2 separate regions of the Homo sapiens genome follow, and region 1 is linked to region 2. The links are chromatin loops, found by intact Hi-C in ENCODE. Cell type or tissue: tibial artery. All regions are shown on one strand. Each heading gives the region's core, and the rest is flanking DNA. Links, peaks and the distances in the headings are about the cores only.

Region 1 (2,912 bases), core at 317-2,816, 63 kb before region 2:
AGAGCACTTCGAAAGTTAGCAAGTACTACACACTTGTAAGATACCTCTTTCTATGACTTTGGCAGAGTCAGTGACAAAGATAAGCTTAAAACCTGGTCTCAAATGTTGATCTAGAAATGCAGAATCCATGGACAATGAAGTAAGTGATGAGGTACTCTAGTGCCACAGGGAACTGTTATGTGGCCTTGAACAAGTCACTTGTCCTCTGGGGGCTTTGTCTTCCTCTGCCAAAAGAGGTTCTTAAGGGCCTTTTAGGGCGGGAACCCAAGCCAGACACGAGGCCAAGTCAAGCTAGAGAGTGTGGACCTGGGGTCAGCACCAGGGACAGTTCCCATGAGCCTGGGAGACCAACGTTGATCTGAGTTAGCAGAGACCTGGGTTCAAGTTCTGACCTTGCCTCAAACTTACAGTATTATTTCTAGATGGTGTCTTCTCACTGTTCAGAAGGCCAAGGAAAGGTTGAGTTCTCATTATAAAAGTTCAAAACCCTTCTAGGGAGGCAGTGTGGTGCAGTGGTCAGGAGCACATCCTACTCACAAAGAAGGTGCTGGAGCCCATGCGTACCTGGTGGGTTGCTCCTCCTTCCCCAGTCCTGCCCTAGGAAACAGTGTAGTGGAACTTCCGGGGAGCTGTTTGGGTAGAAAAGCCCAGTGAATTCTCCTTCCTCATGTATAGACCCCTGGATTTCCTATGCCTTCTAGAATTACATCCCTCTATTCATTGAGCCAGACACCTTTCAATAAACCCTCTAATCTAGTTCCCATGATAACCCCTAGCTTAGGCATAATTATTCTTACCTTTCAAATAAGAAGCTGAGCCTGAGAGAGGGGCACCAATGGGCCTATTGTCCTTTCCATTTCACAGTGCTCACTCATGAATGAGACAGCTCCAGCCCTACCCTGCCAGAAGGCACTAAGACCTTGGGCAAGTCACTTCCCCCTCTGGGTTGGACCAGAGCTCCAAGCTCCAAGCATCTTCACTTCCATCCTACAGAGGGGTCTGGGATCTTGACCTAGGAGCACAAGATGTGGAGCCAATAACCTCTCAGAGCTCACGTCTACCACAGGCTCAGATCTCTAAGGTGCCAATAAGCAGATACCCCTGCTCAGAGCTTGCTCTGAGTCAGTTCTCCCTTGGAGAGTCCTGGAAAATATGGCTCTGCTGCTTTGGCAGGAATCTTTCTTTTTTTAATAAAAAAATTATTTTGACAAAGCGTTCTTATAAGAAATGAATGTCAGCCTGACTCTGTAGAGAAGCGTCAGTGTGGAATTGATGTAAGACATGGTGTTTAATTATAGCAACACCCTTTAGCTCTGTCACCAGCCCCGCACCACCCTCCCTCCTCTCATGGTCCGGGGTAGGGAGAGGTCTGTGTGTCCTATAGCTGTTTCTCAGGGATCCAGACCAGCCTTTGACCATCAGGATGAACTGGGTCTTGACTTCCCCATGAATTTCCAAGGCCAAGGTCTCACAGCCCCAGTAGAATATAGCATTCACAAATGTCAGAGACAGAAAGCAGCTCAGATATCACCATATCTAACCCAACCATTTATAGAGAGGAAAACCTAGAAACTCTCTAATTGTAATGTATATGCCAGGCTTCTTCTGCCTTATTACATGACCAATGCTGCAGAGAAGGGGCAAGAGTGACAGTCACCTTGCCCAGGCAAAGTAGAAAGACCCAGAGACACAGATTGGGAGAGGAAGAACAAGGAAGAAGCTGATATGCACTAGGCACCTATTATGTGCCAGGCACTGGGCTCAACACTTCTATAAATTATATCATTTGGGTATCATCCCCATTTTACAGGTGTAAAAACTGAGGCTTACAAGAGATTAAGTAACTTACCCAGGGTCACGCCACCAAGATATGGATTCAGGTGTGCCAGGCCGCAAAGGTTGGGCTTTTCCTGTTGAGGGGAGCTACAGTGAGCTCCCCTCTTAAGCAGCAGAGATCTGGAGTCAAATCCACTGTGTTTCCTACACTTCCTCACTTGTTTCCCAGAATCAAGTGCTTGGTTGCCCTTTATTATCAAATAAAAGGGGCATAACTGCTTTCTGGACATAATTTGCTTTCTATTGGCTTAGGAGTCTCAAGTCTCACCTTTCCCATAGGTGACATGTACACTTTCTGTCATTTTGGTTTCCTTATGATCTACATAAATAAAATGATGCCAGCAATATCCTTACGGCAGATACACCCCAAAATGTTTCAGGACATATTGGCCAGTCATCAGAGGGAGATGAAACTATTAGGAGAGACTCAAAAGGACCAACATCTTCAACTCAGGGATGGAAGTAGCACTGGAGGGCTTGCTCCCACTGCCCCTCTTTCTAAAGCGCCTGCCACTCATCCTGGCTGTTGTGGTGATAAGGAATTAAGAAACACTGCAGTGGGAGAAGGGTTTTTTGACTTACAGAAGCCTCAGCCATAACTTTAGAGATGCTTAGGAAATTCCTCTGCCTTCAATTTGCAACACCTCTGGCCTGATCCCAAGATGCCGGCAGCATCTTTGTGTCAATCAAATTTCTACAGATTTCATGTGCTGAACCTGGCTCTGTCTATACTTCATTGCTCTGGGATCTCAAAGAATTGGCTACAAAAGTGGGGAGCAGCAGGTGGTCATTACACCTTCCATTATGCTTGATGTTGTGTGAGGGCCACCTCACTTCTAGCTAAAGCATCCCCTGCCAGGCATACAGAAATTCCAAAGGGGAAATGGCTCCTTTTACAAACTGAATTCTGTCCCCCAAAATTCGTATGTTGAAATCTCAATGCCCAGTAACTCAGAATGTGACTGTATTTGGAGATAGGGCGTTTAAAGTAGTAATTAAGGCAACATGAGGTCATTCGGGTCAGCCCTAATCCCATATGACTGCTATCCTCATAAGAAGAGGAAATTTAGACACAG
Region 2 (2,912 bases), core at 289-2,788:
GGACCCAGGTGAAGGACAGGACACAGCCAGGCTCCTGATGAGGGACCTCTGTGAAGGGCACAAACCAGGCAACGGGAAGACTCTGAGCCAAGACGCCATTTGTCCCTAGCAGCTCTGAGGGCAAAGGTCCTGGTTCTCGGGCAGGCTAGTTCATCCCTGAGCACCCTGTTCCTGCCCCACCCCACCCCTAGCAGGATCAGAACTCTGCAGCCAACCTGAGGGCCGTGCTGCCTTGGAAATTCAGGTTCCCATCCCCGAGTCAGGCTCCCCCTGCTTCTCCCGCCGCAGGGTTGCCATGGTAACCATTCGAGGCATGGAGATTCTCGCTGAGGCTGCAGAATGGCCCTAAACCTGCCTGAGCTGGGGAGGGGCAGGGAGGAATGGGGTGTTTCCTGGTATTCCCTATGGATGGCTCCTCTCCCTGGTATTCCCCATTCCCTGGCTCCTCTCACTTCCCAGGATAAAAGGTCAAGGGGCTACAGGGCTTAGGAGAGGGGGTGAGGTTGGGTGGGGAAACAAGCCCTGCTGAGTATACAGCCTTGTCCCTTCCTTGGCCCATGGGCCCAGCCCCTGACCATGGCTATTTGCTAAGAAGGGCAAGATTCATTGCACCCTTTCTCAAATGCCTGAAACGAAAACCTCAACAGCCCTCCTGCTGGGGATAGTCTTAGAGCAATAACAAAAATGCCTACGAAGTGTTGAGCACTGAGTTAGCACAGTGCTTAGAGCAGCACACACACAGTCTCATCAAGCAGTCACCACAGGGCTAGGAAGTGCACAGTACACACTTCTTTTTTCTTTTTTCTTTCTTTCTTTTATTTTATTTTATTCTATCACCCAGGCTGGAGTGCGCAGTGGCACAGTCTCAGCTCTCTGCTGCAGCCTCCACCTCCTGGGCTCAAGTCATCCTCCTACAAGCACTCGCCACCATACTTGCCTTATTTTTTAATGTTTTTTTTGTTTGTTTGTTTGTTTGTTTCACAGAGATGAGATCTTACTATATTTCCCAGACTGGTCTCAAACTCCCAGGCTCAAGAGGTCCTCCCACCTTAGCCTCCCAAAGTCCTGGGATAACAGGCGTGGGCCACCTCACCCAGCCAATACATACTTCTTTATCTCCATTGTAGTGACATGAAAACTGAGGCTTCAAGAAGAAACTCATTGGCCCAGGTCACTCAGTCAGCAAGCATTGTGTCCAGTGAAGGCCCCACTCAGTGCCAGCATCCTCTTTAAAAGTCACTGATGGATGATTGTCCACCAGCTACCAACTAGACACTTCCTCTGATGGGGAGCTGACTGCTTAAAAGAGCAGCCCTTATTATTGTGGGGGAGCAAATAGAAAACCCATCCCGACAGTGAGCAGAAGCCAGCATCCCTGAGCGTGGCTACCCTAGACCCAGGTGAGCCCCAGAGGCAATGCCTTCATCCCCCAGCATCCTGGAATAACATTCAGCCTCTACAGAAGCTCTTCCATACAGAGCTGTCAGATGGTTGATTAATTGATTGATTGGTGTTTGGGGATCATTCTGCAGCCAGACACTGGGCTTAGTCTGTGATCAGGGTTAGGGCTTAGTCAATGGTAGAGGCCAGGGGTCACGTACCCAGCCAAGGTCAGGGTTACCATCTTTGCCTGGGTCAGAGATCTGTGAACAGACTCTCTGCACGTTAAGCTTCCAGGCCCTTCCAGAGGTCATGCTGCAATCTTGGCCTCATTAGCGCATGACTCTCACCAACCAGCTGGGCCCATCTGGTTTCTTATTAATCCAGAAGGGAGCTGGAGGAAGCAGTCTTCTGGGGAGTGAGCAGCCCTGGATTAAAGAGCTTGCCAGTCATGCCATTGCCTCCTCTTCTCTGCGGCCAGGAAAGCATCTTGCCCTCCTCTCTGCTGTGGCCTTTGGCCCCTCCCCACTATGGCCAGACCACAGGGCTTTGGCTGATGACCAAGCCACGCTTCCTGTGGGGCCAGAGGGGAGGCAGGTGGGAGGAAGAGCTGGGAGTAAAGGAAGGGCTCTGTAGGAAGGGACATGGTAGAGACATAGAAAGTGGTTGTCATGAGGTTATCCAAGGTCCAGCTATGCCCAGCCATGGCACCTGCCTCTTCCCTTCAGGTGGATGGGTCTCATTTCCATTCTATATGCTTTAAATGGCTGTTCATACTGCATAAAAGCCACTTTCATTCCAGTTCCACAAAACCAGATTCTATTTCTTATCCCCCTTCCTTCACGGCCCATCTCAGGTATTACCTCCCCCATGAAGCCTTCCCCAATTCCCTCAGCTGAGAGGACCACTCTCTGTTCTGATTTACTTGTTAGAGCTGTTTGTAGGCAGGTCTAACCATCCCTATCAGTCTGTGAGCTCCTTGAGGGCAGGACTCATTTTTAGTTCATGTCTCTGTCCCCTGTAATACCCAACTCTTACACATGCAGCAAGTTTAAGGTAAATGTTTACTTATTGGATGAAAGGACATGTGGATGGAGAAATGCATTTATAGATGAAAGGATGATGTCAGAGACACAGGTTGAATTCCCCAGGAAGCAGATCCTGAGCCATAGTTTAGTGTGCAGGATGTTTAATAAGGAGCATGCTTGGAGTCAACACCTGTACAAAGGAGAGAAAAGGAAGCAGGAGCAGGCAGAGGGAAATTCAAGCTGGAATGCAGGCCCCACACCGTGGGAGCTCTGGAGCAAGAACAGCCCTGCAGAGTTGTCCTGATGCACCAACATGATCAGGCCCTTATACTCTCACAATGATGTCATTGGATGTAGGCTGCCTTGGGAAAGGGCGCAATCTTGGGCAAGACAGTTCTCTTCAGCTGAGATAATCCCTGAAGTAACTGACCACTAAAAGCTCTTTGACACCAGCACTCCTAGCAGTTGGAGCAACAAGTCCTCCATTGTAAGGGGATCTGAACA

What was found. Peaks named below come from ENCODE experiments on the same cell type or tissue, not always from the same donor. Only the 100,000 strongest peaks of a DNase experiment are listed, where the experiment ranks them.
Region 1: a loop joins it to region 2, with 4 times the contacts of the local background. A loop is called at or near these places in 1 of 110 quality-filtered maps.

Annotation. Positions count from the first base shown.
Region 1 is chr11:45,543,714-45,546,625 of GRCh38, forward strand. No RefSeq gene overlaps it. Among named protein-coding and RNA genes, the nearest start is that of CHST1, 120 kb to the right of the region's middle. In tibial artery, for the core only: no CTCF peak of the experiment used is centred there; no DNase peak of the experiment used is centred there; H3K27me3 peaks cover 1,564 bases.
Region 2 is chr11:45,606,412-45,609,323 of GRCh38, forward strand. No RefSeq gene overlaps it. Among named protein-coding and RNA genes, the nearest start is that of CHST1, 58 kb to the right of the region's middle. RefSeq lists an enhancer at 116-615. In tibial artery, for the core only: no CTCF peak of the experiment used is centred there; a DNase peak (open chromatin) is centred at 1,780; H3K27me3 peaks cover 733 bases.